Linked DNA regions of Homo sapiens: regions 1, 2 and 3 are each linked to region 4. The links are chromatin contacts, found by Hi-C or POLR2A ChIA-PET in ENCODE. All regions are on one chromosome and are shown on one strand. The core of a region is the stretch at or near the end of the contact, and the rest is flanking DNA. Distances in the headings are between cores, read along the strand shown. Region 1 has its middle 18 kb from the start of ANKDD1A. Region 2 holds the start of PIF1 (PIF1 5'-to-3' DNA helicase). Region 3 holds the start of PLEKHO2 (pleckstrin homology domain containing O2). Region 4 holds the start of DENND4A (DENN domain containing 4A).

Evidence for each region. A loop is a pair of places that touch in the nucleus more often than their neighbours do. ChIA-PET counts read pairs that join two places held with the same protein, here RNA polymerase II (POLR2A). Pooled maps may share reads with other maps.
Region 1: a loop to region 4 is called in a map of naive thymus-derived CD4-positive, alpha-beta T cell, with 6 times the contacts of the local background. The contact joins the enhancer-like site here to the promoter of DENND4A in region 4. A Hi-C loop is called at or near these places in 1 of 168 maps with a recorded cell type or tissue (naive thymus-derived CD4-positive, alpha-beta T cell), 1 of 37 single-sample maps with no recorded cell type and 10 of 50 pooled maps. POLR2A ChIA-PET finds 5 or more read pairs at or near these places in 1 of 52 experiments (activated B cell).
Region 2: a pooled map shows a loop between it and region 4 (4-fold over the local background). The contact joins the promoter of PIF1 here to the promoter of DENND4A in region 4. A Hi-C loop is called at or near these places in 1 of 50 pooled maps. POLR2A ChIA-PET finds 5 or more read pairs at or near these places in 2 of 52 experiments (activated CD8-positive, alpha-beta memory T cell and activated T-cell).
Region 3: a pooled map shows a loop between it and region 4 (4-fold over the local background). The contact joins the promoter of PLEKHO2 here to the promoter of DENND4A in region 4. A Hi-C loop is called at or near these places in 4 of 50 pooled maps.

The regions. Positions count from the first base shown.
Region 1 is chr15:64,890,549-64,896,905 of GRCh38, reverse strand. No RefSeq gene overlaps it. Among named protein-coding and RNA genes, the nearest start is that of ANKDD1A, 18 kb to the left of the region's middle. RefSeq lists enhancers at 1,510-2,108, 2,903-3,212, 3,363-3,472 and silencers at 2,223-2,272, 2,313-2,362. Within about 2 kb of position 2,090, at least 37 of the 41 ENCODE cell types and tissues checked have a DNase peak (open chromatin) inside an H3K27ac peak, as active enhancers do.
Region 2 is chr15:64,824,397-64,830,523 of GRCh38, reverse strand. It overlaps PIF1 (PIF1 5'-to-3' DNA helicase), which reads left to right and starts at 4,877. Exons shown (of 13, transcript NM_001286496.2): 1 at 4,877-4,955. RefSeq lists enhancers at 4,615-4,744, 5,934-6,127.
Region 3 is chr15:64,839,355-64,845,702 of GRCh38, reverse strand. PLEKHO2 (pleckstrin homology domain containing O2) reads right to left here and starts at 3,788. Exons shown (of 6, transcript NM_025201.5): 1 at 3,675-3,788. The coding sequence starts at 3,686. LOC124903508 (a long non-coding RNA gene) reads left to right here and starts at 5,547. Exons shown (of 4, transcript XR_007064682.1): 1 at 5,547-5,849; 2 at 6,007-6,112. RefSeq lists enhancers at 953-1,062, 1,173-1,532, 2,581-3,132, 3,165-3,688 and silencers at 3,496-3,935, 3,946-4,265.
Region 4 is chr15:65,788,944-65,794,571 of GRCh38, reverse strand. It overlaps DENND4A (DENN domain containing 4A), which reads left to right and starts at 2,279. Exons shown (of 33, transcript NM_001320835.1): 1 at 2,279-2,562. LOC105370866 (a long non-coding RNA gene) reads right to left here and starts at 2,099. Exons shown (of 3, transcript XR_932372.2): 1 at 1,800-2,099. RefSeq lists enhancers at 1,583-2,202, 1,426-2,391 and a silencer at 2,393-2,722.

The sequences.
Region 1 (6,357 bases), core at 841-3,340, 900 kb after region 4:
ATCCCCATTTACAGATGAAGAAACTGAGACTCAGAAATGTAACTTGTCCAAGGCCTCAGGGCTGGGAAATGGTGGAGCCAGGTTCCCCTGTGCCCTGATCCATCAGTCCACCTCCCCTGCATGCTCCCCATTCTTCTCTGCCTCTGTGAAGCCAGCACAGATATGTCAGCCTCAGAGGGATGAATGGAGAAGCCAGAAACTCACACTCTGAGAACCCCTGAGGAGACAGGAGGTTCCTATCATCATGGGAGATACAAAGATGAATTAAAGTTTCAGCCGCTCAAAGGGCTGCCAGTCTGGAACTGGGAGCCACGGCGCCCGGAACAGAGTCTATCCCTACACAGAGGACCCAGCAAGCCTCAAGGGAGGGGCACCATCTGGGTTCCCAGTACACAATTGGCTCGTTGAATCACAAAGTTCACAAGAAATAGTGGCCACACAATCTGAATTTTAAAAGACAAGTCCAAGTTGCAAACATTTTCTCCTATTGTTATAATAGAGTATGAAGTGCCCCAAAGAATCCATTATTGTGGCACCTAAATGACCTCTCACAGCCAGGTGGATCACAAAAATCTATGTTATACCACACGTCCTAAGCTTGACTTGGGGAAAGAGGATCCCCATTATGCTAGACACACAGATGCCGGCTGCCCCCAGCCTCAGCCTCATGGGTGTATGCAGGTCCACACAGACTAATACCAGACAAGACAAAGGGTCACCCACTCTTGGGCTATTAGATGACATGGTGACTTGAGTTAGTGCCCCCTCCCCTTTCCAGCAGTGATCCTAACACCAGTGCTGGGCACTGTAAGGTCTGGAGGGGCCTTTGGTATCCCCAGAGAAAACAGACTGCCTTTGCATGCTTCTTGTCAGCATGAGAGGCAAGCCCTGGTCTAAGTGACACCGAGGTTGCAGCCAGGGTGTCTCTGACAGGGCTGCTGTCCTCAGATGTGAAGGCTTTGCTCCTCAGCCTCTTGCTACAGACCTCCCTCTCACATTAACTCCTGCCAGGACTTTTGGTTTCGGTTTCTGACAGCAGAAATAAGTTCTACCCTTTCCCTCTGTTGTCCTCCACACTTCCCCTCCTCCTACCCTACTTCCTTCACCCTTCTTCCTCCCACCCTAGTAGGAAATCCCCCCCCTGCCCCCACCCCCAGTCCCAGTCTGAGAGGGACAAAGAAGAAGAGAGGAATAGAGAAGGGACTGAGAAAGGGAGTTGCCAGAGACCTCGCTGCATCTTCGGGGCTTGGTGATCACTCACAAATCTGCAAATTGTGCCCTGTACAACTCAAGAGGACACCAGTCCTCTCAAGTCACCAAAATTTGCATATTTATTAGCACACTTTTCAGACAGATGGCAGTAAAGTGTCTTGAGAAGGAACAGTCTGAAGCTCTGGAGTGGGGTTAAAGGGCTGAATGCCTTTCGGCTCTCATCTCCTAGAAGCCCCAAGGCACCCCCAGTCCTTGAGCTGTAACCCACTTATCCCTCTTTGCTCAACTTCCCAGCTGGGCTAGAACCCCAGTGAGACTCTGGCTCAAAAGAGGCTCGCCAATCTAGGTCCATTTGTGGGGCCCCAAGCAAGTCTCTTCCTCACTAGGCCTCAGTTTCCCCATCTGTAATATGTAAAGAGAACAAAAGGATCTCTAAGCGGCCATCTATATTTAACAGCTGAGTCTGTGCAGAGGGTGCCTGGAGGCAGATGATTACAGTTGGGTTGCAGCCTCAGGGTCCCTATTTCTCTGAAGGAAGGAGGTTGTTGGTTGTTCCGTTGACTGAGAGCAGGGGTCAGAGAGGATTCTTTTGTTGAAGAATATCAAGAGGGGCTGTGTGACCTGGGGCGGCTCCTCTAACCTCTCTAAACCTGTTACCTCCCCTATGAAATAAAGGTGGTAATATTCACCTTGCAGGTGGCTGTGACGACTGAAGGGAGTACTGCATGCAAAAGTGCTGGCGTGGAGGAGGCGGCAGAAGAGGGCGGCGGCGGGGCACGGCAGCCACTGCCTGAGCTCAGGCTCCAGGGCAGGAAACCCACCTGACAGGCCACTCCTTCAGCTCGCCTCCCCCAGTGGGCTCCCTCCCCTCTCTCTGCAGGGCCACACCTCTGGGAGGATGCTCAGGGCTTGCACAGCGCTGAAGGAACCCCAAGGAGCCTACACCCCTTAGCCTGTCATGCCAGGCCCTCCCCTACCTACGCCCCGCGGCCACTCCCCACCCAGCCCCCCCGACCTGCTCGACACCCCCAAACAAGCCATGCACACCTCCCTGCCTTTGCCCAGGCTGCATCCTTTCCGGGTCACATGCCCTTCCCTCTCCCCCTCCTCAAGACAGCTAAATCCTGCTCATTGTTTAGGGCCCAGCTCAAATGTCACCTTCTGAGAGAAACCTTTCCCTGCCCTTCCAGTAAAGAAAATACTCATTCTTCCTGTTGCCTCCCTCAGCCCCGCATTCAGTCCCGTCAGGAGTGCAGCTGGGCTCCAGTCCGCCACATCCCCTCGCGGAGCCCCCAGTGCCTTATCTAGAAAATGGAGGTAAATCGTCCCTACTTGGGGGGCAGGACGAGTTCAATAAAATGGGACACGTCGGGCGTCTAAACATAGCGTGGGGCCCACAGTAGAGCCCGGCGAGTCCAACCAGTCAGCCTCGCACTGAGAGGGAAGCGCGCGCCAGGCCCCGTTTCCAGCCTCCTGTAAGTCCTCCCGGAAGACCAGTTCACAGCTCATTGGAAGATCAACCAGGATTGACAGGTTCCCAGCCCAATGGCTGGCCGAGCCCGAGAATGGCTCGGGAGCAGGTGGTCGGCCCCTTCCCCTCTCTGGGGCCTCTACCTGCGGAAGGCAGGGCGGGGGGCCTGGTTTCCACAAGCTGCCTGTGTCAGCCTGTGGGGCCGGCCGCCCCACTGATGACTCAGGTCTCCTCCCCACCCTTCCCCTTCAGGAAGAGGCCCTGTCATAATCGCAGTTGTACTACATAAAAATAGCTTCGTTTCACAGTGACATGAGCACAGCCCTTTCCACTGAGGGAAGAGGAAGGCAGTTTCCCCCTACGCGTTCCCCGGGTCCCTCTTCAAAAGCGGATCCTCGGGTGGGGGCTTCACACTTCTCAGCAATAGCTTCATCAGCGGCTTCCTCCCCGGCTTCGGCGCTGAAGGCTTTTTTTACCGCTTTGCGACCAGCTTCTCACCTTTTCTTATTTGGCCCTCACGTCAGAGACGGCAGGCAGCTGAGGTTGCTGTTCCCATTGTGCAGGTGTGGAAACCCAGGCCAGAAGAGGGGAGGTGACTGGCCTGAGGTCACACAGCAAGCTCGCGAGAGCCGAGTTGGGGGCCCTGACTCCTTCACCGAGTTCCTTACGCGCCTGCATAGGCCTCCTCCTAGGAAAGTACTGTGGCCACAGCCAGGGCACCAAGAAAAAGGAGAGGCGAGGAAGGCTGGACGGAACACAGATGTGAGGGGCAAGACATTCATGCAACAAACATTTGTCTGGCCGGGTGAGGTGGCTAACGGCTGTAATCCCAGGACTTTGGGAGACCAAGGCGGGCAGATCACCTGAGGTCAGGAGTTTGAGACCAGCCTGGCGAATATGGTGAAACCCCATCTGTACTAAAAATACAAAACAAATTAGCCAGGCGTCATGGCGCACGCCTGTAATCCCAGCTACTCGGGATTGGAACCCAATGACAAATTGGTGGTTTCCCTGTCAGTCAGGCCTGTTAGACTGAGAGCAGCCCCTCCAGGCCCAAGACTGATGAGTCTCAGCCATGAGGCCCAGCCTGGGGTGTGGGGGCCTTTGCTGCCCATTGAATCCCTGCAGTGCAGCCACTGAGGAAACCCTGCCTGGTCTTGTGGTCTCTGCTCTTCCCCCTCAAATCCACCCTCTACTATCAAAATGTAAGGCAGGTCAGAGGGCACAAGCTGGAAGCCTATAAATGGGTATCTTGTGGCACTAGAAAGAAAGGCACGCTGTGTTCCCAGCTGGGTGCCTGAATGCGTAGGAGTATGGGCAAGTGACTGTGTGTGTGCACATGGTTGTGTACAAACTTGGGGTGTGTGTGTCTTAGTCGGTTTTCTGTTATTTGTAACAGAGTACCTGAAACTGGGTAATTTATAAAGAAAAGGAATTCTTTCTTGCAGTGCTGGAGAATGAGAAGTCCAAGGTTGAAGGGCTGCACCTTGTGAGGTCCTTCTTGGTGGTGGGGACTCTGCGGAGTCCTGAGGCCCTGAAGGGCATCACATGGTGATGGGGTTGAGCATGTTAGCTCAGATCTCTCTTCCTCTTATTATAAAGCCAACAGTCCAATTCCCGTGATAACCCATTAATCCATGAACCCATTAATCCATTAATCCATGAATGAATTAATCTATTCATGAGGGCAGAGTCCTCATGGCCCAATCACCTCTTGAAGATCCCACTTTTCACTACTGCCACATTGGGGAATAAGTTTCAACATGAGTTTCAGAGGGGACAGATATTTAAACCTTAACTGTATGTCTGTGTTTGTGTGTGTGTTTGTGTGTGTGTGTGTGTGTGTGTGTGTGTGTGTGTGTGTAGCTGCTGTGGTTGTCAACTCAAAGTGAAAAAGCCCTCACTTCCTGTTAAGAATCAATTACAGCAGTTTTTATAGAAGCTCTAGCTCTCCCTGTGGGGATCACAGGAGCCTGGGAGGAGAGGTGGGAAGGCAGAGCAGGAAGAATGTCTTCCCTGAGCAGTGCTGGGAGCAAGATCAGGACTGCACATCCAAGACTCCAAGTTCATGTCCCACTGTGCTGTCAAGTCACTGCATGACATAAACAAGTCACTATACCTCTCTGGTTCCCTTTCTGTAAAAGCAGGAGGGAAGGTGAGACCAAATGATCCCTAACCCTTTCTCCTTTTTGGAGACTCAGATTAGTATCCAGAGTGCACTCTCCAGAGGGAGACACCAGGCATGTCGTCCACTCCACATTGGTCTAGCCCTTCCTAGACCACTGTGGAAACACCTAGACCCTTTCCTGAGGTTGTCTGGGGGAGGGGACAGGGAAGGAGTTTCCAGTAGGGAAGGGCTTAGTGGCAGCCAGCCTCCCACTCTCATCAGCAACTTCTTCTCCTCCACCATCCCACACTGCCCTGCTCCCTCCCAGTTCCCACATCCTTGACCAGAGGAGAAACACAAATTAGTTGCTCAGTAGGAAAAGGCAGGAGCCCCTGCCCCTTCTACCCATCCCATCTGCAATGGGAGAGGGGAAGTGGGGAAGAGGGCTGGGTTCACAGTCAAAACTGGCCTCCTCATTTTACAGATGAGCAAACCCACACCTAGAGAGAGGCATTGAGTACCCACTCAAGGGCATACAGCAAGACAGTGGGAGTGCCAGGATTGAACCCAGCGTCCTATAAGCCTTTCCATATCATCAGGCTGCCCCTCTGAGGAGGGTCTCTAACTAATTCCCACATCCACTGAGAACAGAACACAAGAGCAGGAACTGACTTTGCAGCAAGGGGACTTAGGCTGGACACCAGGAGGCACTTCCCCCTGGGCTTGGTCAACTCCAGGACAGGTAGCAAAGGAGTGCTCACCTCCTCCCAGCATGCCTTTAGAGTAAGATACCCTGAAATGCAATAGCTCCCTGTGGTTAGGAAGAAAGCTAGAGAGACCAGGCTTCCAGGCAAAGTTACTCTGCTGGGATGGAGGGAGGATCCAGGAGAAGGAAGAAAGCTACTATGGCCAAGGCCATCCTCAGTACTCACTCCCATTTCCCACCACAGCTGTGAGAGGATCCCATTTTACAGAAAAGAAAACTGAAGCCCAGAGAGGTAAATTACTTTCCCAAGGTAACACGGCTAGAAAGTAGTGAGACCTGTATGGTATAACCCCCAAAATCTTTGTTCTCTCCACTGAGTGGTTTCCCAAAATGTGGACCCCAAGATGAATTTAAAACCTAGAGCCAGACTATGGTGGCCCATGCCTATAGTCCCAGCTACTTGGGAGGCTAAAGAAGAATTGCTGGAGCCCAAGAGATCAAGGCCAGCCTGAGGAACATAGAGAGACCCCTCTAAAAATTTTAAAAATTAGGCTGGGCACAGTGGCTCATGCCTGTCATCCCAGCACTTTGGGAGGCCAAGGCGGGCAGATCACCTGATGTCAGGAGTTCAAGACCAGCCTGGCCAACATAGTGAAACCCCGTCTCTACTAAAAATACAAAAATTAGCCGGGCATGGTGGCACACGCCTGTGATCCTAGCTACTCGGGAGGCTGAGGCAGGAGAATCACTTGAACCCAGGAGGTGGAAGTTTCAGTGAGCCGAGATCGCGCCACTGCACTCCAGCCTGGGCGACAGAGCGAGACTCCATCTCAAAAAGAATAAATACATAAAATAAATAAA
Region 2 (6,127 bases), core at 3,628-6,127, 970 kb after region 4:
GGCTTCCCCTGTGTGTAAGTGCGCTAGGCCCATTGTAAGCAGAGAGCAGTGGAAAGAGAGAACACAGGCTTTGGAAACAGACCTGGGTTCATAATCCCAGCTCTTTCATTTTCTCTCTATGTGGCTGTATTTGTTTCTTATTTCTATGGCTGCTATAACAAATTATCATACATTTAGTGGCTTAAAACAACAAAAATTTATCATCTTGTCATTCTGGAAGCCAGGAGTCTGAAATGTGTCCTACTGTACTAAAATCAAAAGCTGTTTTTCTTCTGGAGACTCCAGGAGATAATCCATTTCCCTGCCCTTTCCAGCTTCTAGAGAGCTCCTGCCTTCCTTGGTTTAGTCTGTGGCCCTTGCCTCCAACCTCAAAGCCAGCAGTAACATCTTCACGTCTCTCTTTCTCTCTCTCTCAACTCTACTTCCTTTGTCATATCTTCTCTGACTCCTGTTTCCTTCTTTCCCCTGTGATTACATTGGGCCACTCATATAATCCAGAATAACATCTTCATCTCAAAAAACTTAACCATGATCGGGTGTGGTGGCTAACGCCTGTAATCCCAGCACTTTGGGAGGCCGAGGTGGGCGGATCACTTGAGGTAGGAGTACAAGACCAGCCTGACCAACATGGAGAAACCCTGTCTCTACTAAAAATACAAAATTAGCCAGGTGTGGTGGCGCATGCCTGTAATCCCAGCTACTAGGGAGGCTGAGGCAGGAGAATTGCTTGAACCCGGGAGGTGGAGATTGTAGTGAGCTGAGATCATGCCATTGCATTCTAGCCTGGGCAAAAAGAGTGAAACTCCGCCTCAAAAAAAAAAAACAAACAACAAAAAAAACTTAATCATATCTGCAAAGTCCCTTTTGCCAATGTAAGATAATATTCACAAATTCTAGGGATTTGAACATGGACATTTTGGGGAAGGGGGTCATTATTCTGCCTACCATAATGACCTTGAAAACTTTTCTCTTTTTTTTTTTTTTTTTTTTTTTGAGACAGAGTCTCGCTCTGTCGCCCAGCCTGGAGTGCAGTGGTGCGATCCTGGCTCACTGCAACCTCTGTCTCCTGGGTTCAAGCGATTCTCCTGCCTCAGCCTCCCGAGTAGCTGGGATTACAGATGCCTGCAACCACACCCAGCTAATTTTTGTATTTTTAGTAAAGATGGGGTTTCACCACCTTGGCCAGGCTGGTCTTGAACTCCTGACCTCATGATCCACCTGCCTCAGCTTCCCAAAGTGGTGGGATTACAGACGTGAGCCACCACACCCAGCTGAAAATTTTTCTTAACCTACTCATTTACTCATACACAATGACGCATGCCACTGATATTCAATATATGTCAAGACAACACTGGAGAAGAAAAATATCTCTCAAGATTTCTTTCCAGCCAGGCATGGTGGCACCCTCCTGTAATCCCAGCACTCTGGCAGGCTGAGGCTGGCAGATCTCTTGAGACCAGGAGTTCGAGACCAGCCTGGGCAACATGGCGAGACCCTAGTCTCTATAAAATATACAAAAATTTGCTAGGCGTGGTGGTAGTCATCTGTAGTTCCAACTACTTGGGAGGCTGAGATGGGAGGATCACTTGAGCAGGAAGGTCAAGGCGGCAGTGAGTTATGATTGTGCCACTGTACTCCAGCCTGGGTGGCAGAGTGACAACCTGTCTCAAAAAAAAAAAAAAGATTTCTAACAGGTTTATGGAGATATAATTCACATACCATACAATTTAAGCATTCAAAGCATTCGATTCAATGGTTTTCAGTATAGTCACGGGGTTGTGCAACTATCACCAATCAATTTTAGACTATTTTTATCTTTCTCCCATTTTGAGAAAACAGAGGCTTGAGACATTATGGAAACCTGCTTAGGGTAGCATCCACTGGAAAGGCATTGCAGTGGCTGTTACTAGCTGAGATTCCAGTCCAGGTTATACCTTTCATGAAGCTAGGCCAGTCACCTTGAGGCAGAAGAACAGGGTCTGGAGGCAGGGAACCTAAGGCTGTTTCACGCCGACTTCCTAGAATTAAATTAAAAGGAAAACCCGGCTGGGCACAGTGGCTCACACCTGTAATCCCATCACTTTGGGAGGCCGAGGCGGGCAGATCACAATGTCAAGAGATTGAGACCATCCAGGCCAACATGGTGAAACCCCGTCTCTACTAAATATACAAAAATTAGCTGGGCATGGTGGCATGCACCTGTAGTCCTAGCTACTTGGGAGGCTAAGGCAGGAGAATCGCTTGAATGGGGGAGGCAGAGGTTGCAGTGAGCCAAGATAGCGCCTCTGCACTCCAGCCTGGCAACAAATAGAGACTCCACCTCAAAAAAATAAGAAGAAGAAGAAGAAGAAAAAAGAAAACCCTGGCCGGGCATGGTGGCTCACGCCTGTAATCTCAGCACTTTGGGAGGCCGAGGTAGGCGGATCACGAAGTCAGGAGTTCGAGACCAGCCTGGCCAATATGGTGAAACCCCATCTCTACCAAATATACAAAAATTAAATGGGCATGGTGGCACGCACCTGTAGTCCCAGCTACTTGGGAAGCTGAGGCAGAAGAATCGCTTGAACCCAGGAGGCAGAAGTTGCAGTGAGCCGAGATCCTGCCACTGCACTCCGGCCTGGGCAACAGAGCACAGAGCCAGACGCTGTCTCCCAAAAAAAAAAAAAAAAAAAAAAAAAAAAAAGGAAAACTCTAACTTTCCACTCCTAAGTAAGGACAAGAACAAAAGGACCAAAGGCTACTCCCTTTGACGTTTCCCGCATGGCAGATGGGAGATTGGCAGATGGGAGATTGGCTGTCTGCAACAAATCATAGGAGTGTGGGTCCAGTCTTCGTTTGCAACTTTGTAACTTCACTCCAGCCTCTGAATGGTGGCTGAATGGTTGCTGTCTGCAACCAATCAGACTGATTATCGCTACCACTTCAGTTACATGAAGTAAGCGTAAAGTTCCCAATGGGAAACTTCTAGGGGGTATTTGAACCCAAGAAAATTCTGTATCTCGGGTCCCCTCCCACACTGTGGAGTGTACTTTCGTTTTTGTTTTTTGTTGTTGTTGTTTGTTTTGAGACAAGTTCTCGTTCTGTCGCTCAGGCTGGAGTGCAGCGGCACGATCCAGGCTCACTGTATCTTCTGCCTCCTGGATTCAAGTGATTCTCATGCCTCAGCCTCCCAAGCAGCTGGGATTACAGATGTCCACGACGACACCCGGCAATTTTTGTATTTTTAGTAGAGACAGGGTTTCACCATGTTGGTCAGGGTGGTCTGGAACTGCTGACCTCAAGTGATCCCCCCACCTCGGCCTCCCAAAGTGCTGGGATTACAGGCGTGAGCCACCGCGCCTAGCCGTACTTTCGTTTTCAAAAAATTCCTGCTTTTGTTCTTTTGTTGCTTCATTCTTTCTTTGCTTTGATGGGCATTTTGTCCAATTCTTTGTTCAAAACGCCAAGAACCTGGACAACTTTCAGTCATCACCCTCTACCGCTAACAGACTGGGAGCAGTGTGGTGTAGTAGCTAAGCCCCATGGAGTGATTAAGCGAGCAGGTAATCTGGGTTCAATGTTTGGTTTTGCTCTCCATATCAGCTATGTGACCTTCAGTAAAATCTCTGGAAGCCTTGCTTTTTTCTCATTTGAAAAATAAGGTCCGGGCTCATGCCTGTAATCCTAGGACTTCGGGAGGCCACGGTGGGTGGATCGTTTGACCTCCGGAGTTCGAGACAAGCCTGGGAAACATGGTGACATCCCGTCTATACGAAAAAAAAATTATATATATATATGTGTGTGTATATATATATATGTGTGTGTATATATATATGTGTGTGTATATATATGTGTGTGTATATATGTGTGTGTGTGTGTATATATATATATATATATATATATATATATATATATATATAAATTAGCTGGGTGTGCATCTGTAGTTCCAGCTACCTGGGGGGCTGAGGCGGGAGGATCACCAGAGCCCAGGAGGCGGAGGTTGCAGTGAGCCACGATCGCGCCACGGCAGAGGTTGCAGTGAGCAGAGATTGTGCCACTGCACTCCACTACAGCCTGGGCGACAGAGTGAGCCCTAAGAAGGAAAAAGGAAAGGAAAGGGCAATTTAATCCATGGTAGTTATCATTATCTGTAAAATGAGGTAGCCAGACTCACCTGTAAGATCCTTTCCAGCTATGTAATTCCAAGCTTCAATGAGATAATAAAGATGATTAAAAGTAAATTCTTTCAGCATCCTGTGCAAGAAGAGGGATACAATTTCCCTGAAGACAGAGACTCTACTCGCTTCCGCTGTACCCTCTGGCACGTGGCACAGGTCTCAGAGTTTCTCACTCATGGGCCTCAGGTGGGTGAGAGAGCCAAAGCGTAAAGTCCCTTACAAAGGCAGAGAAGGATGTAGAGTTGGGGGCGGGGGAGGGATTGGGCAGGCCTTGGGGTGGTCTGCCCAGAACTGGACAATGGTACTGTGAGTGTAAACAGGGGTGTGAGAGTCCAAAGGCAGATCTTCCCCAAGGCTAAGCCCAGCCTCTGTGTGCGGGCTAGAGGGGAGAGGGAGTGTGCTGGAAGGATGGTTCTGAAAATAAATCTTCGGAGTCGCGTAGGGTTTTCAGACCCGACACCACGCGCCGCCGGGTGGCTGCCGCAGCGGCGGCCTCCTCCCACCACGCCCAGCCGTCCACTGGATTTGGTATGCTCAGCCACCACCATAAACCTCCTTCCTCTAGCAGGCAATTGGTACAGCCCAAGCTCCTGGAGTAGAGACGCAAAGAAAGACACGCCCATTGTTACGCCCCTACCTCTGAGTGGCTGGAGAATTTAAAGATCCAGTCGGTGATTGGGTGATTTTCTGCCTCTAGCATTTGAAAAATTTCTAGTTTCGGAGCTTAGCCACAGGCCGGCTACGATCTGCTTGTTCATCTGAGTGTCGGCACAAGTGAGTGTCTGCCCGAACCCAGAGGTGGGGAGCAAAGAGCCTGATTTATCTAGGGGTTTCCGGCGGGAGGGTGCAAACAAATGGGTCAGCCTGAGGGAGCACGGCTTCTAGGGTCCCAGGGTCCCCCGCGATTTCCCTAGCCGAATATTTTCCACCTCGTCCCCACCTTGGTGGTGGGAAGCGCGAGGGCATGGGAATCACACTGACTTTGACTACTAGCCGCTGTGGCTTATGAAGGGCAAGTGAGTTTCCCTCTCTTAGCCTGTTTCCACGTCTGTACACGGGGAAGAGTGAGACCTGCCCGCTGCATATAAGCCAGTGAATGTACCTACAAGGCAGAAGTCGCTTATTACACGGCAGCCCTCTTTGCATCTCCCCACGGGCGATTCTCCTGCTTCCTGGGGAGAGTACTCTGAGGATTCATGTGCTCGCCCTGGGTCTCGGGGAAGGAGGATTCTTTCTGCGCAGGGACCCCTGTTCTAGTGAGGTCCTTGCAGGACACCTGAGGCTCCCTAATCCTCGGTGCCCATCCGCCGCTCTGGAAATTGTTGTGTAGCACGGTGTGTGTGTATATGTGTGTGTGTGTGTGTGTGTATATATATAGAAATTGTATATATATTGTGTGTATATATATATAGAAATTGGATATATAGAAATGGAAATTGTGTAGCAGGGTGCGTGTGTGTATATATATATATACATATATATACACACACACACACACATATATATAATGTATGCATATGTATGTATTTATATGTATGTATTTTTTTTTTAATTAGAGGGTGTCGCTATGTTGCCCAGGATGGTCTCGAGTTCCTGGGCTCAAGCGATCTTCCTTCTTCAGCCTCCCAAAGTGCTGGAATTACAAGCGCCCGCCACCACGCCCGGCTAATTTTTGTATTTTTAGTAGAGACGAGGTTTCACCATGTTGGCCAGGCTGGTCTCAGAACTCCTAACTTCAGGTGATCCGCCCACTTTAGCCTCCCAAAGTGCTGGGATTAAAGCGCGAGCCACTGCGCCCGGCCCAGGGCATATTCTAAGGGTGGATTTTCGGTTAGCCCAAAGCCCTTTCTCCGTCTTTGTGACCTCTTTGTGTTACCAGTGACAGTCCTCGTGATCTTGTGTAGCCTTGACCCTGCTCCCTGTCACGTCCTTTATAGCACCCATTACGTCCCCTATAGCACCCATTACGT
Region 3 (6,348 bases), core at 2,539-5,038, 950 kb after region 4:
CCTACAGAAACAAGTCCAGGTCCTTGAAGAATGAATGGGACCAGGGCAGGACTAGGCGAAACAGCACTTTGGTATGGAGAAGGGGACAACTGAAGGGCTACAGATGGTGTGAACCACAGCCCAGCCACAGAAACAGCCACCCAGGGGAGGACTGGCTGGAGGCCAGAGTCCTAGTTGCCTCCACCCAGCCCCCTTCCCTGCCCCTCAGACCCCCTCCCTCCAGGGGGGCCTGGCTATGCCCCAGTAAGTTTTAATAAGGGGCCCCTCCCCTTGGCAGGGTTCACAGGGGAGGTTTTGTCCTGCTCAGCCCAGTTTCTCGGCCTCCTCTCCTCACTGAGCAGCTGACCGCTGTTCTTCCTGTTTTGCCCTCTCCCCTCCCATCCCTCCTCACCCAGGCCCTTTCCTGCCCACTGTGAGCAGCTCCTGAGGCACCCCTAGGCACCAGCCTGCCTCCCTTGGATCACTCATTAAAAAAAAAAAAAAAAAAAGAAGCCAGGTCACCTCAACTCTGTACACAGAAGGGGACAGATGGAACCACAACACAGGTTACGAGAGACAGAGACTAGAAGAAACTTGGTTGGCACCTCACATCCCAGGAAGCTTATGACAACCTTTGCTCTTTGACAAAACCCAGTGATGTTCTGACCCAACTCTACTAAGAATCCACCGTGTCAGAGTCCTGTGCCGGGGCATTGAGAGAGAGGAAGCACAGGCTCTGCCCCAGGGCAACCTTCAGTCTGAGGTGGGTAACAGAGACGCTGTATAAGATAAGTCCCCTGTCTGGTGGGGAGCGGGTAATCTCCTGCTTGAGAGGCTCCAGCCTATTGGCAGAGACATAGCACTTAACCAGAGGGATGCACCGGTCCTAGCTCTCTGATGAGATAAGGGCTTGGGGTTCGTTTGGGAGACCCCTGCAGAAGGTAGGGTTTGGGGAGGGCTCTGAGCAGGGGAAGAGACACACGCCTTGGTCCAGAGAAGGCAAGGCACAAAAGGTTATCAAAGCCCCTGCCCCCTCAACCCCTTTACTATAGAAAGAGAAAGTACAGCCCAGAAAGGGCAAGAGATTACTCCGTGGGACAGAAACAGTACTGGGACAGGACACTGCCCTGCTTGTCTCTAGATGGTGAGGGCAAGTGGAGAGCCTAGAAGCCAGGGAAAGGCATGACTGCTGGCAGAGGACAGAGCCCCAGAGTACAGAAGGGAAAGCCTAGGTCCAGGATTTCCACCCTTACTCCAATGGCAGCAATAATACCCCCACTGATATTCGCAGTTTTCTCAGCTTTTGAATATACATCATCACATTGCTCGATCACCCACCCTTTTCCTTTTACAAAGGAGGAACCGAGGCCAGGAGCACACAGGTGGGCAGATGCCCAGTGCCCAGACCAGCATCTCCTCCCCAAGCCTCAGCCTGACAAGAGCTACCAGCCTGCCCGTTGCATAGAGGAGGTCACTGAGGCTGAGGGACCTTGGCCCAGGGTGGCCGGGCACAGGGAGGAAGCTGAAAGCTAGCAGGAGGGCTGAAAGCAGCCATGTGAAAGAGATGATGAAGATGGCCTGGGATCATGGGGCAGAGCATGTGGCTATGACCTAAGAGGTGTTTTAGAGAAACAAAGATGGGCACTGAGGCCTAGTGCAACAAGCGGAAGCTACTGGGAGAAGTGGGAGGAAAGCAGAGTTAGGGATGCCAAAGGGGAGTAGGGAAAGGAAGCCCCTGCTGTGGGGGTGAGGCTTGCAGGGGCTTGGGTAAAGTGGACAAGAACTTAGATGGCCCAGATATTTAGAGAGCTTTGGGCATCTAGGAGTCAGAAAGTGGCAATATAGGCTGGGTGCAATAGCTCATGCCTGTAACCCCAACACTTTCGGAGGCCGAGGCAGGCGGATCACCTGAGGTCAGGAGTTCGAGACCAGCCTGACCAACATGGAGAAACCCCATGTCTACTAAAAATACAAAATTAGCCAGGCGTGGTGGTGCATGCCTGTAATCCCAGCTATTCAGGAGGCTGAGGCAGGAGAATTGCTTGAACCCAGGAGGTGGCGGTTGCGGTGAGCCAATATCTCGCCACTGCACTCCAGCCTGGGCAACAAGAGCGAAACTCCGTCTCAAAAAAAAAAAAAAAGAAAAGAAAGTGACAATGTGAGAGATTCAGGACCAAGGGTGTACAGAGCTGAGCCGGGCCCAGGAGGTGTCCGGAGAACTTCCCTTAATCAGGGGCCAGCGCAGATCAGGAGATGGAGTAATCCTGACCCACATCCTCTGGGAGCAGGGGAGGGGCCCTGGCCAGAGAGCCCAGCCCTTGCAGCAGGGGCCTGGGGCAGGCAGATGGCAGCCCCACCTAACAGCCAGAAAGAAACCGCAGCAAATCACAGAGGCCTGACTTTGCCCCCTACCTTCACCCACTGAGAGAACCGGCCACTGTCAGGCCAGGAGTATGAGGAGGACAGGCACTATATTTTGTAGAAGAGGAAATGAAGGCTGAGAGGGGAAGTGACTTATCTACCATCCCACAGAAAGGCAGGGCCTGGCCTAGAGGGAGCCCTGACGGACCACTAGCTGCTCCTATCCATGGCCCTGGAAAAGTGGGAGGTGGGCACTGAAGGGACACAGGCAGTCCGGTCCACTCAGGGCTTCCCAGCTGGCCAGGGTTCCCCCAAGGCAGAGAACTTCATCTTTCCTCCCCATCCAAGGAGGCAAAGACATGCCCCTTCCCTTGGGCTGAGAGGGGCTGAAGCTGGGACCCCCTCAGGGGATAAGAAACAAATTCACCTTCCTCTAGACCCAACAGGCCCCTCATTTTAACTTAATCATTCCACAGGCATATATTAAGTGCTTGCTGCGTGCTGGACCCTCGGATAAAGCGGCTGCTGGCAGAACTGAGTTTGCAAGTAAAGGGCAGGGGCAGGGGCAAGACCCAATCCCAGGCCAAGAGTGTTTTGAGTGGTTAGAAGGAGGCTCCAGGGACACAGTTGGTCCAGCCCTCGGGTGGGGAAGGCAGGGACTAAGATCAGACCCTAGGTGGGCCGGACTCCCGATTCCTTCCCTACAGCTAGCTGCTCAGATGGATGTGGAGCGGGGAGAGAGTGGGGGAAAAGATACAGAGACTTATACAAGGGAGAAAAAAGCAACTTCTCCAATCCTCCTGCCACCAAAGCATGGTCACATCCTTGAGACAGGAACCCCCCAACACACACATACACACACACACAGAGTCAGGATCCGATCCTTGAGACAGGAACCCCCCAACACACACATACACACACACACACAGTCAGGATCCGACACACACACACACACACACACACACACACACAGAGAGAGAGAGAGAGTCAGGATCCGACCACGGTAATCGGGGTTCGAGCCCAGTCACCCAGGCCACTTTCAGCAAGTCATCAATCTCGCTGGAGTCTCAGTCTCCTGGTCAATCCAATGGGAACGGTAACAACCACGACGCCCCACAACTGGTGAGAAAGTCAGCGAGAATGAAGGAGGACGCGGTCTGCGAAGTCCCCGATATGGATCCAGCCCCTCGCCCCTGCCCCATTTGCCCAGGCTCTTCCTGAGGTGAGACTGGCGGGAGTGGGGCGGGCAGGAACGAGGGCCTGAGCCCAGGACCGCAATCCCCGTGAGGGGCTCGAGGACCCCAGCCCAACGCCCCGCCGGGCCCCGCCCTCACCTCCTCCTCCATGGCGAGTCCGCCGAGGTCCCGCCGCTCCGCCACTCGCTTCCAGCGCCGCGCGGGCTCTGCCACCGCGTCTACGCCCGGCCAGGCGGCGACTCTCCGCGTTCTGTCCCGCCGGCTGCCGGGGGCCCAAGAAACTTCGGGGGGGCGGGGCCGGGGGCGGGGTGAGGCTTCCGGGGGCCGGGGCGGGGCCGGGGAGGGGGCGGTGGGGCCGGGGGCCCGGCCCAGGGCGGGAAATGGGTGGGGAGGGGCGGGGCCTGGGTTGGAGACTGGACGGAGGAGCCGGGCGGAGATGCAACTGGAGGAAGAGGGCGGGACGGGGCGGAGAAGGTTTCCCGCATCGGCGGAGGGAGAGGGACTAGGAGGGGGCTGCGGCGGGGGAGGAGAGGGGGCTTCCGGCCCAGAGACTGAGGCGAGGGTGGCGGGAGCGGCGCGCAGGCAGGGCTGGGGTGGGGCGCACACAGTGAGCGCTGGGGGCGCTGGCGGTGGAGCCTTTGAGGTCTCCCGAACCAGTGGGCTGGGGTTGCGAGACCGAGCCGAGCTGCCCTGGGCGGCCAGAGATGTGGGCACACAGAGGCTCCTCCTCTTTCCTCCCCGACGCCGGGCAGTGGGCGGTGGCCTGGTCTTCTCCCTGGAACCTCTGGGCGGGGCCGGGCCTGGAGCTTGGGTCTCTGTCCGGAGGGTGGTGTCACAGGAAGAGCTGGAGCTGAGAGTCGGGACTCCGGGGTCCCTTTAGGGGGCGGCCCGCCCCTGGCTCTCAGGGGTCTCCAAGCGCAGTGTTCTCCTGCTCTCCTTGGGCATCGCTCAATCCCTCCCGTATCTGAGGGTCGACCATCCCCCCGATCCCGCGGTGAGCTTGCAGCCCTGACAGCCTTACTGGAGAGTGGGAGTGTGGGGACCAGCAGAGAGTAATGATTTTAGTTATACCATGCGCCCTCATTTTACATTGGAGAAACTGAGGCCCAGAGAGAGAAAGTAACTGGCTGCATCGCAGCCTGCAGCACCGCTCCCCTCTCACACACACACGCATACTCCCCCTTAGCTCTCCTGGTCAACCCCGTCCCATGCCAAGGAAGGGAAAATTAAGTGCATGTGAGATCAATGGTGACCTTCTTCGGCTCTGGCTGCCATAGCAGCGGCTGTGCCAGCGACCAAGCTCCCCTTTCACGGCCTTCTGCCAGCCCTCAGGCTCCCAGGCTACTTCCAGCCCTGTACGGAAAAGGGCAGCCTGGGGCTCCCAGGCCAAGGGGGAAGGAGATGCAGGTACACTTCTCCCTCATGCCTAGGCCTGGGATCCTTTAGCTAAAGGAATGAAGAAAATTGAGGCTGATATTATCACACTGGTCAAGAAAAAGAAAGAATAGAAAAGAAAGAGAGAGGAAGGAGAGAGAGAGGAAGGAGGGAGGGAAGGAAGGAAAAAAGGAAAGAAAGAAAAAGAAAAGAAAGAGAAATGAAGGAAGGAAAGAAAGAAAAGAAACAAGGAAGGAGAGAGGAAGGAAGGACGGAGGGAAGGAAGGAAAGAAAAGAAAGAGCTGGGAGCGGTGGCTCACACCTGTAATCCCAGCACTTTGGGAGGCTGAGGCAGGCTGATCACCTGAGGTCGGGAGTTCAGACCAACCTGACCAACGTGGAGAAACCCCGTCTCTACTAAAAATAGAAAATTAGCCAGGCGAGGTGGTGCATCCCTGTAATCCCAGCTACTTGAGCGGCTGAGGCAGGAGAATCGCTTGAGCCCGAAAGGCGGAGGTTGCAGTGAGCTGAGATCACGCCATTGCACTCCAGTCTGGGCAACAGGAGTGAAACTCTGTCAAAAAAAAAAAGGGAGAGAGAGAGAAGGGAGGGAGGGAGGGACGCAAGGAGGGAAAAGAGAAAGAAAGAGAAAGAAAGAAAGGAAAGAAAAAGAGAGAAAGAAAGGAAGGAAGGAAAGATGAAGGAAAATTGAGGCTGAGGATCTGAGATAGTCTGTATATGTAGCAACCTCTTTCGGCCACCACATGGTTTTACTCCCTCAATCTGCAGAGCTGTGCAGCATTCTACTCCAATGATCAAGGACTCAGAAGATCTTGTATCTGGAAACTCATGCTCCACCTGCAGCAGACCAGAGACCCTGGGGAAATTCATTTTGTTACACAGAAGCAGCCCTTTGTAGGGAGAGAGCAGTGAGGACAGGTTGGTTTGACATCCAAATAGTTCTGTCATTTTGGGGAATGAGCCATTGAGAACTACTCTGGCCTCAGTTTCCCCATCTAGCTCAAAAAACCCTCTGGTTTTGCCTCTATACTGTGTGCTTTCATTCAACACATATTTTATTTTCTTTGTCTGTCAGTCCCTACAATAGTGGCTGGGAGATAATGGCAGAGCTCAGGATCCCTGTCCTCTACTGGGGAGAAAGGCATGTAAGAAGATGAGAATGCCGAGTGTTAAATGAGAAGGTAAATGCACAGAGAAGGGGCACCAGAACCAGGACAAAGGGGTAGGACAGGCATTCTAGGGAGAGGGGACAGCGTGTAATCAATGGCATGGAGGCATGAACAGCACAGCATGTGTATGTAGGGCGGCCAGTCTGGAAAAGCAGACAGCTTTGTGCAGAGAGGGCCTTGTAGGTTGTGTGGAGGAGACCACATTTTAACCTCAGGGCAATGGGAAGTCATTGAAGGTTTGGGAGGTG
Region 4 (5,628 bases), core at 1,030-3,529:
GGGGCCAAAATTTATTATCCAAAAAATTCTATTTGGCTCATGTCTACATTGTTAGAATCCCTTGCCCAAATCACATCTAGGGTTTAGGTTTAACTGTGACTATAGTCACATATGCCTGGAGTGTTGAGAGGACTCCTGATATGACTGTTAAGGGGGGCTCTGAGGTACGATACTTCCTGGGTACACAGTCAAATGCTGCGTATTGGTTTTCTACTGTTTATCAATATTGTTCTTTAAGAAGCTATTTTCTCTGATTAAAAAAACCTTCACGCCTTTTAAACTTTTGAAAGGTTTTAGAATCTCATTGTGTATGCTACATGCAACTATATAACATTTTAATTGGTACTCTGTAGATGAAAATATTTGTGTGTATATATATATATATATGCACATATACATGTATAACCAACTAAAAGAGTGCTTTTGCTGCTAGTGGAATATTTTGATATGCCAAGCTACTCCTTAAAGAGGAATTGACCTGATACGTCTAGCAACACTTAAAACTAATGAAAGGCTAAATCTGTGTCCAATGGGTAAAGAATTGGGAGGGTTCCCAACTGGACTTTAAAAAAAGCTTTTTAAGGTAGGGCACAATGGCTCATGCCTGTAAACCCAGCACTATGGGAGGCTGAGGTGGGTGGATCACTTGACCCCAGGAATTCAAGACCGGCCTTAGGCAACATAGTGAGACATAGTCTCTACAAAAAACAGAAAAATTTGCTGGGTGTGGTGGTGGGCACCTGCAGTCCCAGCTACTCCAGAGGCTGAGGTGGGAGGATCAATTGAGCCTGGGAGGGAGGCTGTAGTAAGCCGTGATCAGGCCACTGCACTCCAGCCTGGGCAACATAGCAAGACTCTGTGTCAAAAACAAGTCTTTTTTTACAGCTTTAACTGACATACAGAGGACTACATATATTTAAAGTATGCAACTCGATTGTTTTGTTTTGTTTTAAAGCAAAATCTTGCTCTGTCACCCAGGCTGGAGTGCAGTGGCACAATCTCGGCTCACTGCAGCCTCCGGCTCTGGGGCTCAAGCGATCCTCCCACCTCAGCCTCTCAAGTAGCTGGGACCACAGGCGCACGCCACCACGCCCGGCTAATTTTTTGTATTTTTGGTGGAGACAGGGTTCTCGCCATTTTGCCAGGCTAGTCTTGAACTTCTGAGCTCAAGCTGACCCTCTTGCCTCGGCCTCCCTAAGCGTTGGGATTACAGGCATGAGCAAAGGCGCCTGGCCTCAGTTATTTTTCTAACCTTTATAGCATGTTTCCCCTTAAAATGTGCTTAAGTACTTTTTTATTGTCCCTCTTCTCCCACTAAACTGCAGTTTCCTGAAGGCAAAGGTTTTCTGTTTCCCTCACCACTGTGCACCCTCTGTATGGATGTTTGTTGACTGAATGAATGAATACAATGAAAGAACTGGAGGTAGGAAATAAAGTTGTAAACTTGGTTAGTAAAAGGCTATGCAATTTAGGAAAAGTTGACTTTAAAGCAGAGGGATTTTGGGGGTCCTGTTTCTTCTTTCATTTGTCCATGGAATAATGTCTAACATTTATTGAGTACTTTCAAGCACTATACTAAGTACTTCACAGGTACTATAGAATTTAACTCCCGAGCAACCCCATGGGGGTAATCAAGCTTTATTAACCTCATCTGTCAACAGCCATCAATGGTGGAGAGCCACAGTCAGGTTTAAGTAGGCCGTATCCAATTAATCCAAAGTAATCGACACCCCGTCAGTCAACAATAGCTGTTTCATCAACGTACTTTTCGGAGAAACCCCCTGAATTCCCCGCTTTACCTTTCTATCTTGGGACCGAAACCTACTCGGCGGTTGCTAACCCTTAAGGGAGTTTCCTGGAGAATGTGAGCACCCTTGGTGGAGGAGCAGCAGCTGCTCAGATCTAGCAAGTCTGAGACGAACCGAGCAAGGCAATCTCAGGACTCCCAGAGTGCCGGGGAGGAAGGAAGAAACAGGTCAGTTGGCGCGAACTGGATTCTTGTGCCTCTGGGTGACGAAAGGTGAAGGGATTGTACGCTTCGCCCACGCCAGCCTGGGGCTCGGGATCTCCTGACCCGACGGGGAACCACGGTGCGTTTCCCCAACTACACCGCACGTCACGGACTAAGGCGACTTAGTCCCGCCCACCTTCACCGCCCCATTATCAGTTTGGCGCTAGGACCCCACGACCCTCAACTCGGCCCTCTCCTCCCACTCGGGCCAGATCCGGCCTTCGATTGGTGCTCGCGGGCGTGATTCCCGCCCCCGCCCCTTCCGTCATTGCCAAGATGGCGCCGGTCGCGGTGGCCGCGGAGGCTAGAGTCGGAGAAAGAGGCGGAGGCAGTGGCGGCCGCGAGGGGAGGGGGAGTCCCGTCTGACTGAGACGGCAGGCCTGGGCGGGCGGGCGGGGGTGCCGCGAAGGGCGGAGCGCCGGGCTGGGGATGAGCTAAGCGGGCTCAGAGCGCCGCGGCATTCAGCCCCTCGTGTTCCGCTACCGCGCGTGCGGGATTCCGGCGCCGCTCTCCGAGCTCGATCCGCTGCTCGCACGGGAGCCAGCTGGGTGGTGAGTGCGGGGGCGGCGACCCGGGCAGCGGTGGCAGGTGGAGCTGTCACGGCCCGGAGAGGTGACAGCCGGGGGCGCGGGAGCGGGGCGGGTGGGTTCGGGGAGGAGGCACGGATGGCCGAGATCTCCGCCCGAGAGCTCCTGAGATCCGGGAGGTGCTCCGCGGCTCGGTCCGCCCCGGGATGGCGCGGCGGTGCTGAGAGTAGCACCCGCGCCTCTGCGTCGGACGCGTGGGGGGCTCCTGTGTTTTCATTCCAGATTTTCTATTCCAGGCTGGCCTGGGGCTGTTGTTATTTGGGAGTGGGGGCGGGGAGGGGGAGGTCCTGGATCTGGGATTTTGACAAGCCCGTTACGTAAGTCGGAGGTGGCTTCCCGGAATCCCACCTGCTCGGTATCTGAGACAGGCGGCGGGGGGAGCCCGGGGTGCCTGCAGGCCCACTTTTCCTCCCAGGGTCTGTTCAGCCTTCCCCGGCCCGCGGGCACGGGTTCTGCGTGAGCGCGGCCAGCGTCCAAGTTGACCAGTTTTTTTTCTAGTCTTTTTGGGGGGGTGTGTGGTGGGGGAAGGGAACTGTTCCTGGTTACCACCATTCCCTTTGAAGTTTATTGTTTTCTGGAGGTGGGGGGCAGGAAAAACAGTAAAAAGCTTGTGACCTAAAATTGGGTCGCAGCGACAGCTTTTCATTATCGTGCTTTTAAATGACAGATGTGCTGGAAGATTGTTGTTGTTGTTCCAATGTGCTTTTAATTCAAACGTATGGTTACGCCTAGAACCGTAGAGAGAGGTTTTTGTCTTATAGGACAGTTATTTCTTGTTTGCAACAGCAGGACAGGCATCAGTCAACAGGCATGTATTTATTTGAGGAGAAAACGCGTGTCAGCCAGCTAGAGACCCGTGAGGGCAGAAATTGTATTACTCTGTGAATATGTTATTCTTTAAAATGTATTATACGTTAATGAAAAGAATAGCCCGAATGTAAAAGAAGTCTTAGAAGATTACAAGCTGTTATTTGGTGTGTATATAGTCTCCTTCTATTTTCTGTTTACCCTAGTATACCTCTTCTCTCCTTGGGGGAGGAGGTGGAGACACCTGTAAACAGCGTAGCCCCGGTTACGCTAATCTATTGTAGTACATTTGGGATTATTTTAAGAAGTATTCTGGGGGACCTAAGATTGGGTAATAAGTAAGGACTCTTGAGCAAGTTATTCAGTTTATGTTGATAGCGGTTCTGGGATTCGACTTCTGAAAACTTAAGTATACAAAATTTCTGAGCTGTTTGAACCCTGTTTGAACTTAAAATAAAATATTATATTTGGCTTCTTTTTTGGAAACTGTTTTGGGCAGAATTAAACATTTTCGGCAATTTTTACTTTATTTTCACGATTTCCCTTTGAACCACAGCTCTCAGTAGGAGTCCAGAACAGCATATGTTATCATCATCATTATATATAATATGTTACATAATTTTCTTTTTCTGAATGATTAAACATAGACCTACTTCACTGTGGAGTTTAATTTTTGTTTTATATTATTTTTTAAGCCCCTTCCATTCTGGGATCACTGTGGAATTTTATAACAGTGTACTTGCTGAGAAAGTTAATTGATCTTGATACCAGTCGCAAATTGGGAATAAATGTAGATAACTTTTGGTCCAAGTTTTAAACTTATATACACAAATTTACATTTTTGAAAATTGGTGAAGCAATATGAATTTTTTGTCTGTGCAAGAGAGCCAGGAAGTTGATGCTGATTTGTTCTGAACTTTTCCACATGAATTACCACTGGTTTAAAGAGTTATTGATTCTCAAGTTCCTGGAACTGTTGTCCTATTTCTGGTAACTTGAATAGTATTTAGTATAATTGGGAGGCTAGAAGAAGAGACTACATGACATTTATTAATTCATTAAAAAAATTATGGCAGAATTGTAAAATAAAATTAGCTGGGATTAATAGAATTGTAAAATAAAAGTAGCTGGGACTACAGGCGTGCACCACCGTGCTTGGCTAATTTTTGTATTTTTTGAGACGGGGTTTCGCCATGTTGCCCAGACTGGTTTTGAACTCGTGAGCCCAAGCAATCTGCCCGCCTTGGCCTCCCAAAGTGCTGAGATTACAGGCGTGAGCTACCGCACCCGGCCAGTTATTACTCTTATAACTGCTATTATAAAACTTGGTTTTCCACTGAGTGATATTAGTTACATTATATTTTGTTGTTTGCAGAATTTTTCAAAGCATTCTATGTCCTACAAAAACCTAGTTAAAGCACTGATGCAGATAGAGTTGTTTGGTATATAATAAACCTTGTGCTATTCCTACTTAAATTGATGGTGCGTTGTTCTAGGTGGAAAACAAAAGTTGCTCTAGCAGGAAAATTGACTTGTTATTCTTGCCTTCTCTGATGTCAGAGACTTATCTTTGTGGGATTTTTCCTTTTTCCTACCACAGGTAGAAGAAGAGTGACTGAGAATAGCTGATACATTTTTCTTCCTTTTTTTTTTTTTTAATCTAATACCCTATATTGATTGTTTATTCAGTAGAATTTGTGGGAGGATGCTGGGCGTGGAGGGAGTCAAGCACACCACACTTTATTATTGTATATCATAGTTATCACTTTGAATTCTACAAGACCAATGTAGAAATGTACTTTTAAGAAGTGATTAGGCCCTATGAGGTGGCTCACGCCTGTTATTACAGCCCTTTGGGAGGCCAAGGCAGGAGGATCCCGTGAGCCCAGGAGTTTGAGACTGCAGTGAGTTATGATTGTGCCACTGCACTCCAACCTGGGCAACAGAGTAAGACCCTGTCTCAAAAAACAAAAGTTTTTTTTAAAACTTAGCATTTTATAAGAGTGGAACAATTTTAATAGTCAAATGCATTATAGTATGGGAATGGTGAAATTAATGATAATCTATATGGTGGATACAACTTCTAAAAATCATTTTAAAAATGTACTGACATAAGTATAATATAATATTAAGAGAAAAATTAGAATATAAAGAAACATATACATGTAAATGGCAAAAAGATTTGCAGGAGACATATAAAATAGTAAGAGATGTTATCCCTGG